Regions from separate parts of the Homo sapiens genome. Here region 1 is linked to region 2. Evidence: chromatin loops called from intact Hi-C (ENCODE). Cell type or tissue: Calu3. All regions are shown on one strand. Links, peaks and the distances in the headings refer to the core of each region. The heading gives the core; the rest is flanking DNA.

What was found. Peaks named below come from ENCODE experiments on the same cell type or tissue, not always from the same donor. Only the 100,000 strongest peaks of a DNase experiment are listed, where the experiment ranks them.
Region 1: a loop joins it to region 2, with 8 times the contacts of the local background. A loop is called at or near these places in 14 of 110 quality-filtered maps.

The regions. Positions count from the first base shown.
Region 1 is chr7:13,115,216-13,119,621 of GRCh38, forward strand. No RefSeq gene overlaps it. Among named protein-coding and RNA genes, the nearest start is that of ARL4A, 430 kb to the left of the region's middle. In Calu3, for the core only: a CTCF peak has its summit at 2,082 (motif pointing left); a DNase peak (open chromatin) is centred at 2,096.
Region 2 is chr7:12,637,016-12,641,421 of GRCh38, forward strand. It overlaps SCIN (scinderin), which reads left to right. Exons shown (of 16, transcript NM_001112706.3): 11 at 3,332-3,502. Among named protein-coding and RNA genes, the nearest start is that of ARL4A, 48 kb to the right of the region's middle. RefSeq lists a silencer at 3,349-3,643. In Calu3, for the core only: a CTCF peak has its summit at 2,092; no DNase peak of the experiment used is centred there.

The sequences.
Region 1 (4,406 bases), core at 214-4,213, 480 kb after region 2:
AAAATGAAACCTAGCTTACCTCCCAAGGCTGCCCTGCACTGGACTCTTCTAGAAAAGCCAGGGATACAGAGTGGGTTTTAAAACATCGCCACATATCCATGTTTGCCTTTAAGCAAAGGCTTCTTAGAGATTCAAAAGGAGTTGCAACATAACAAGATAAGACACGCAAACTGCCTTCTTTTTTTTCCTCACAGAGATAAAATCAGTATCTTTAATCCATCAATGCTGTACATAAGTAGTGTCAGAAATGAGTGCACAGACAGCATTGGAACTTTGTGTTCCCAAGAATTCATTTGGAGTACCCTCTGCTGGGGAGCCAGACTTCAGAAAACAAAGACTAAAGTAGGAATGGAGGGAAGGCTTAGCTCTGCTACATACCCACGAGTAAGAAAAGAATCCAGGCAGCCGAAGCATTTGGGGAATTCAGCTGCCTGGGATTATGGGCATTAAAACCCCCTACCCTCAATCACTTCCATCCCCACCCAAGCACACAAAATTTTACCCGAAGATGTTTGTAGCAGCTGTGAAACTGTCCAACTATTAGAAGAAAGAGTGGAGAAATGGGAGTCTCTGCATATTTTATGTCCTAGTTAACAATAATTTACTTCTTTTATGGAAATTTAAAATAATATCTTCTCAATATTCAGATTGCATAAACCCTGGAGATGTAAGACACTTTTGGATTAAAGGTTTCTATGTAGGAATGGTTATATTCTAGTGATAAATATTTCCTCATATGGAATTTAAAATTCTTTAGCTACTCCATCACTACCTTTCTCCCAGTTATTGCTAAGTCATCAGTATGCTGGAGTGGAGGGGTGTCTGGGAGCTTCCATATGTCACATGGAATACAGAAATAGAAGGATGGTAAGACATAGGCCACAAGTAGATTACAGTGCAGTGGATATAGCTGGAGGAAAGAAGTACTATGTAGATCAAATGTAATTCATTTTGATACTTGCAATACTACACATCCATTAGCATACTTTTTACTTTTTTTTCCTTGTTAACAAGTTAAATAACTGTCTTCATTATGTAAAAGTGGCAACAGACAGAAAAACCTATATTCTACCTCTAAGTCTCTTGGTTTTGTAATTCCAATCTGAAATTGTGACCTTTAAATATGTTACAGTCTTATTGGGTTTCAAAGGGGATGATGGAAAGAAATGGCACTTGTGGAATTTCTACTGTGTGTCATTCTCTGTATCTTACTATTTCTATAATCGTAACCTAATATAATCCTAATAGAACTGTGTGAGGTAAATCTTATAACCATCTTTTCATAGCTGAGGAAATTGAGGCTCTGAGAATCCACAGTATTGTAGCTAGTGAGTGACAACAGATACCATGCTCTTCTTCTGACACAATGTCACTCAGGTAAGGAAGATGAGGGGTCCGGGGAAGCAGGGATATCACAAGCCTCCATTTTCCATCTCTTTCTTCAGGGGAGATCTCAAATAATTTTTCTTTTGATAGTTTTCATAGGCAAGTTTACAAGACCAAAAGAGAAATCTAAATTTAGTGAGGATGAAAATTATTTTTCTTGTTATATTTATCCACATATTGCTTTTTCTTATATCTGTATATAGATACAACACTTGCAAAATTATGTAATATTTTTCTTTGTGTATATTGTTTCAGTTATCTTCTCTTTTTGAATTTGAATTTGGAAAAAAATGTGTATATGTATGTCCCACAAAACACATAACACATTTACTGGGTCAAGATTGTGGCAGAATGATGAATCATTGGATTTAGGTTCATCAACCTTATAAGATGCTAAATTATTTTGTACTTTTCCTCTCTCTTTTTTTCTAGGCTCTTCCATTGCATAAGTGGTAGAATGGTGTAGAGTTTCTCCCCTGTACTGCAGTTTTTGATTTATCATTTCTTTTATCCATTTGAGATAAGCTGCCAATTCATTTGAAAGTTATTATGAACACAGACATAAAGTGCTGTCTTCAGCACTCAGTTGTATGCAATCAACTATAATGTCTGTTAGAGTGTTCATTTGCTTAAAGTACCTAGGAAGTATGATTATAGGTGATGGGGGTGTGGTATCCTCTGGGCATATCAATAATATTGGTTAACAGCTCTGTAGTTACAATACTACCCTCTAATGGCACATCGAAGTATGCCCCAGGATATGTGGGAAGATTTTCTCTGCAATCTTTTGGAGGAAATGTCTGAAAACAAAATTAGAAAGATTATTCCTCTGAAGTCTGACAGGTTATTCTATAAGAAAAACGTGCATCTGAATAATTCTCCAAAATTAAGATAATATTATATGAATTTGTCCTTAGTCTGCTGTATATTTTCCCAACAGTCACTTCGAACATTTTTGGCCAATATAGAGAAAAAATATTATGAAAAACAAAACAAAATAAAGAAAACTTGGCTTATTAGAATTTCAATTTCCTAATTCTTAGCTAGATATGTTTTCTGATTTTAAGAATTTATTCTTTGCAGTGCATTTATATTGAAGTGAATATGGAGATTTGAAAAATATGAACTTGAAACTGTTTTAAGTAACAACCCATGTTTGAAACATTTCCCAGTGTGAGTGACAAGCAATTAAATCTACTTTGCATAAACTTGAACTTGATGTGGAAACCAACTGATTCTTTGAAGTCCTAGAAGAAACAAAAATGAGCTGTTTAATCTTTTGCTGCATGCTGTGGTTCTCTGGAGCAGCAAAAACAATTGATGGGAAATGGGGAGAACATAAATGTTTATTTTTGCAACAATGTTAATATTATCTAAATGCTAATTCTTAAGGAAGAATATCAGAAAAAAGAAATAAATCATATGACTAATGATGTGGCTCACATATATCATTATGGATCAGCAAATAGGTATTCAAAGAGGATTCAAACAAAATACTCTGAGTATTCGAATGAGTTTTTCTGATGTGCGTGCTGTCTACAGGCATACTTTGTTTTGTCGTGCTTCACAACTATTGTATTTTTTACAAATTGAAGATTTGTGGCAACCATTCCTCAAGGAAGTCTACTGGGGCTATTTTGCCAACAGCATATGCTCACTTCATGTCTCTGTGAGCTTGATAATTCTTATAATATTTCAAACTTTGTCATTATTATATCAGTCATTATTACATATTTTTAATGTTACTATTGTAATTGTGTTGGGGTGCCATGAACCATGGCCATGTTAGACAGCAAACCTAATAATGTAATTTGTGTTCTGACTGCTCCACTGACCTGTTGTTCTCCTATCCCTCTCCTTCTCCTTGGGCCTCCCTATTTCCTGAGATACAACAATATTAAAATTAGGCCAATTAATTGCCCTACAGTTGTCTCTTAAGTGTTCAAGTGAAAGGAAGAATTGCGTGTCTCTCACTTGAAATCAAAAGCTAGAAATGATTAAGCTTATCAAGGAAGGTAATTCAAAAGCTGAGATAGGCTGAAAGCTCAGTTCCTCGTGCCAAACAGTTAGCCAAGCTGTGAAAGCAAAGAAAAAGTTCTCAAAAGAAATTAAAAGTTCGACTCCAGTGAACACACAAATGATAAGAAAGTAAAATAGCCTTATTGCTGATATGAGGAGAGTTTTAGTGCTCTAAGGCTAAGAGAGGCAAGGAAACTGCAGAAGAAGAGTTTGAAGCTAGCAGAGCTTGGTTTATGAAATTTAAGGAAGGAAGCCATCTCCATAACTTAAGAGTGCAAGGTAAAGAGGCAAGTGCTCTTGGAGAAGCTGAAGAAAGTTATTTAGAAGATTTAGCTAAGATAATTGATGATGGTGGCTACATTTAACAACAGATTTTAAATGTAGACCAAACAGTCTTCTACTGAAAGAAGATGCCATCTAGGACTTCCACAGCTAGAGAGAAGTCAATGCCTGGCTTCGAAGCTTTGCAGTACAGGCTGACTCTGTTGTTAATCGCTAATGTAGATTGAGACTTTAAGTTGCAGTCAGTACTCATTTACCATGCTGAAAATCCTAGGGCACTTACTCTGCCTGTGTTCTAGAAATTAAAGAAAGACTGAATGACAGCACCTCTGTTTACAGCATGGTTTGTTGAATATTTTAAATCCACTGCTGAGACCTACTGCCCAGAAAAAAATATTTCTTCCAAAAGGTTACTGCTCACTGACAGTGTACCTCATTACCCAAGAGGTTTGATGGAGATGTGCAAGGAGATTAATGTCATTTTCATGCCTGCTAACACAACATTCATTCTACAACCCATGGACCAAGGAATAATTTGGACTTTCAAGTCTTATTATTTAATAAATATATTTTATAAGGCTATAGCAGCGGGATGTAGTGATTCCTCTGATGGATCTGGGCAAAGTACATTGAAAAACTTCTGGAAAAGATTCACCATTCTAGATGCCATTAAGAACATTTGTGATTTATGGAGGGAGTTCAAAATATAAATATTAACA
Region 2 (4,406 bases), core at 278-4,277:
TGGAAAGGACTATAGCCCTGCAATAGCTTGATTTTAGCCCTGTGACTAAATTGTTATTCCAGATTTTAGCCCAGTTACTAAATTAGCCCCATAACTCATTTCAGACTTATGACCTCCAAAACTGTAAGATGATAAATTTGTGTTGTTTTAAGCCACTAAATCATAGTAATTTGTTACAGCAACAATGAGAAATAAATACAACAGTGCAGAACAAGCACAGATTAACAATTCGAATTAATAGGTTAAAAAAAGATGCATTTTCTTACACTCTCAAATCGTAAACATGCGTAAGTTATGTTTTGCACAAGTAAACAGAAATAAATCTTGATAAAATAGCATGGGTCCTTATATTTCCCTTTTAGGTACCAGAATCTTTACTGAAACAAAGTCCAACACCCAAAAGTGAGGGAGGAAGTGGTGGAGAGGGAGAAAGGATGAACAGAAATGGGAGGGACAAAGAGAAAAGACAGGGAGAAAGGGGAAAGAAAAGGGATAGGAGGAGAGGAGAGGGAAGAGAAGAGAGGGAAATCATGGAGGAAGAAATGAGACAAGTAAGGAGGAGAGGAGGGGGAAGAGAAGAGAGGGAAATCATGGAGGAAGAAATGAGACAAGTAAGAAGGAGGAGAGAAGAGGAAGGGCAAGGGAGAGGATAGTGTGAGAGGGAGGAGAGATTGAGAGGGAGGAGAGATGTATTTTTTTACTTGGGTATTTCTGAAATAAAAAATTACTTGTCGAGAATGACTGAATCCAAATTCAAAATGAAAATTTCATGTAATTATAAATGAGTCAACTTTTTAGTATATCTATCTATCTAACTTATCTATCTTAGCTATCTCTATCTAGAGACAGATTAAGATAGAGAAAAAGGGACAGGAAGAGATAATATGCTGTTTTATTTATTATAAAACTTTAAATGTTATACAATATCAGACGATATCAATGTCTAGTTCTAGATCTCCTCACTGTGTCTAAGAGACTGCTGTTTCTAGCCTGGTTCAATCTTCTGTACTCTCCTAAGTTCAACTGCTCCTCCTTTTATATTTATGGTGGAGTATCTGCTACTTGTTTCAGGACGCTTATTAGTTACCATGAAAAAGTTTTTGGGTCTTTGTTTTTTAGATTCCCTTACTGTATAACTGACATACAGACTTCAAGAAGACCCTATTTTCCTCTAGTGTGCCCCAATGTGTCCGTCTGCTTTCTCGTTCATTCTGTGAGAGAGTACTTTCTTGTTCCTTTTTCCTACAGCTAGCTGGAACTATCTCTCTCCCTCTCTCTCATTCCCTGTGTCTTCCTAGCTGGAGCTGCACACACTGCTGCCTGTTTTCTGCCTGCCTGTTGTCTTTGGCCAGTTTCTGAGAAGCCATCTGCTCCCATCTGGTGGGAAAAGCATCTTACAGATTAGAGTTCAAACTGAAAGCAGGTGCTTACTTGGCCAATGCAGTGATGTTTCTGATACAGCAGCATTAAACACTCCCTTTACATGGTTGTGCCTGTTTAACTTCCTCATTCCTGATGTCAAGGGAGCTAAGACTCTATATGGTACAAAAGGGTTTTTCTGTCTTGTTTTCAAATCTTTGTAAGTGTGTAATTGCTTATTTTAATGTAATAATTAAATAGAGAGAGGCAAGTTAGACACTTCAGAACATAAAGTATAAGATGTGAAGGCTGAAGTTGGTCTTCCAGCTGGTCTCCTTTCCATCTTGATACAAGTTAGTAGATACAAAAATCAAGTTAAATCTAAATTTAAAGGCGCATGTTAACTTTTTAAAAATAAGTTAACTTGCTACTTTTAATCAATAAATTAATGAAATGACTGAATTCTTTAAATGCACTCAATTCTATGGAATTTAGTTGATCTTTAAGGTATTACTTACCAAACTATTAAAAAACTATGAAGACATGCATTGTCTTACATATTTCATATTTCATAGTACTATATTTGATGCACTCGATTAATGAGTTACCATGAATTGTTAGCCGGTTGAATCCTAAATTGACAACAAAATGGTAATTTTTAGTTTAATCACTAGATGGCAGTAGCTTACAATAATGCATGAAAAAACTAAAGTATTGCGGTTTTCAACGCTCCTTTGTAGAATATATTAACCATATTGAACATATTTTAATCAGCCTTTTTTCTTTCTTATTCTCCTTTGACAGTAAGGGATGGGCCTTAATCAGTGTTTCTCTTTCTCTCATGTTGGCAATTAAAGTTTTCTCCATGTTATATGAAATGCTAAGCTAACAGTTTTAGGTATTTGTGAGACTATAACTGACAAAACGTTTCCATAATTTGCTGCTCACTTATTTGAATGCCTACTAATTGAAATATATTTATGAAGTCAATTATTTTCAATGCCTTTCGGCCTCCCTATATGCAGGTATGTATATGCATGTAATGAGTACATGCATCAGCATTCCCATTCACCTGGCTTCTAGAAAAAGACAAACCAGGGGAAGTGAGACAGTTCAATTTTAGCACAGGGCAGAACAAATGAAAACAATGGGAGACTGACATGAAATTTGAACTCTTTATGTAAATGCATCAATAGTTTGTGTGAGAAATAGGAAATTCTAATCCAATATTTGGGGCTAATAAATAAAATCAAGAAAATAATTTCCCTTTTTTTTTCAATTTCCTCATCCTGAAAAGTCTTTATATTGTATTTTTTAAAGTTTCTTATATTGAGCATATCTACTATTACATTTCTATAGGTAAGTTAAAAAGTAGAAAACATATTCTGTTTATTTTTGCCCATTTTTAGTGCTTGCATAGCAATCTTTGTGTGTGTGTGTAATTTTTTTATTTTACAAATACAGAGATATAGAAATAATGGGTATGATTTGGGGTCATCTTATGTTGTGAAGCATTTGAATGCACATCTCTTAACCTTCTGAACCAGATCCAAAACACGTGAGATTCTAGTACCTCTGTAAATATCTGTAAGTGTTACTGGTGCCCTTGAAAGAAGAGTGATTTTCACATAAGGTCGCAGACACCAGCACCTTTTCTCTTTCGGAGATGTAGATGAACAGACTTACATCTTCATACTTTTCAAAAACAGAAAGTATTGGAGCATGGTGATGTTTCCCCTGACAAGAAACTACTCATGGACACCGTGCCTGCGATAACAAAAGATTCTCAAGTCAACAGGGAAAATTAATTATCATTAACCTATATGTTCTGTTAATCATCATTCCTCCTGCTCTTGACTTTTTATTTTTTGTTTTATTTTCAAAAAGACAACATAAGAACACATTTGGAACTAAAACCTTCTTTCACAGCACTCTTAATTATATTTCTTTTATTCCCCCTCTCCCCCATCAGATCCGAGTCTCCCAAGGCAAAGAGCCTGTTCACCTACTGAGTTTGTTCAAAGACAAACCGCTCATTATTTACAAGAATGGAACATCAAAGAAAGGAGGTCAGGCACCTGCTCCCCCTACACGCCTCTTTCAAGTCCGGAGAAACCTGGCATCTATCACCAGAATTGTGGAGGTAATGTCATGCATTCCATAAAACATGCCCTAGTTATGGACTTCCCAATGGACCTGAGCCATCAGCAAATATTAGACTTTAAAAACTTGGCAAATAAACTCCCTTCATTCCTATAATTAATCCACTGTTCAAAATTTTAAAAACATTTAAAGCAGGAGAGTTGAGTAAAAAGTAAAACTCCAGATACCAGGCCTTTCGCAATTTTCAATTACATTGAACCCAAACAGATAAATTTTTAAGAATACTGTCACAAATTAGCTGTCAAAAGCGTGAGGCTGCTTAAGCTCCATCTTGAAAGGCCTTAGGTGGATAGATCATGGGTGATGGTCAGGTGACTGATCACACTGGAGACATTTGAGAGGGAAGGCCCTCGTTTGCCCAAGTGTAACAAATATGGGAGGCATGTCCCACCACACTGGACCAGAACCATAACTGAACTGGCCCCATGAGCTGTTTCTGACAGCAGCTGGGATCAAACCCCATGCCATGGTGCCATAAGATAAGAAGACCTCCAGGTATAGACAAGGCCAGCCTGCCCAGGTTTTTAAATGGCTAAGTGCTTTCACCTTAGGACAATCCTGTCACCCCAGTCACCATTGAAATCCAGGTCTTCCACATCACCCTTACGCTGCCTGGCATGCTCTGCATATCAAGCCTGGAGCTGTCCCTCAAACTTGCCCTCCATACAAGTCAATCAGCAGACCCCTTAAACTTGGGTTGGTCATCTCATCCCTCCACCTGCAACTTCTTCTCTAAGCCTCCCTCTCCCTGCACCTGATTTCTCTACGACTGTCCTCTGAGGACAGATTCCCTGGCAGCCCTCTCAAGTGGAACTTGTGTTTTCCCAAGACCCACTCACCATGGCCTCAGGGATGGGGCTGGACAAGTTCCCTCCCTGCTCACC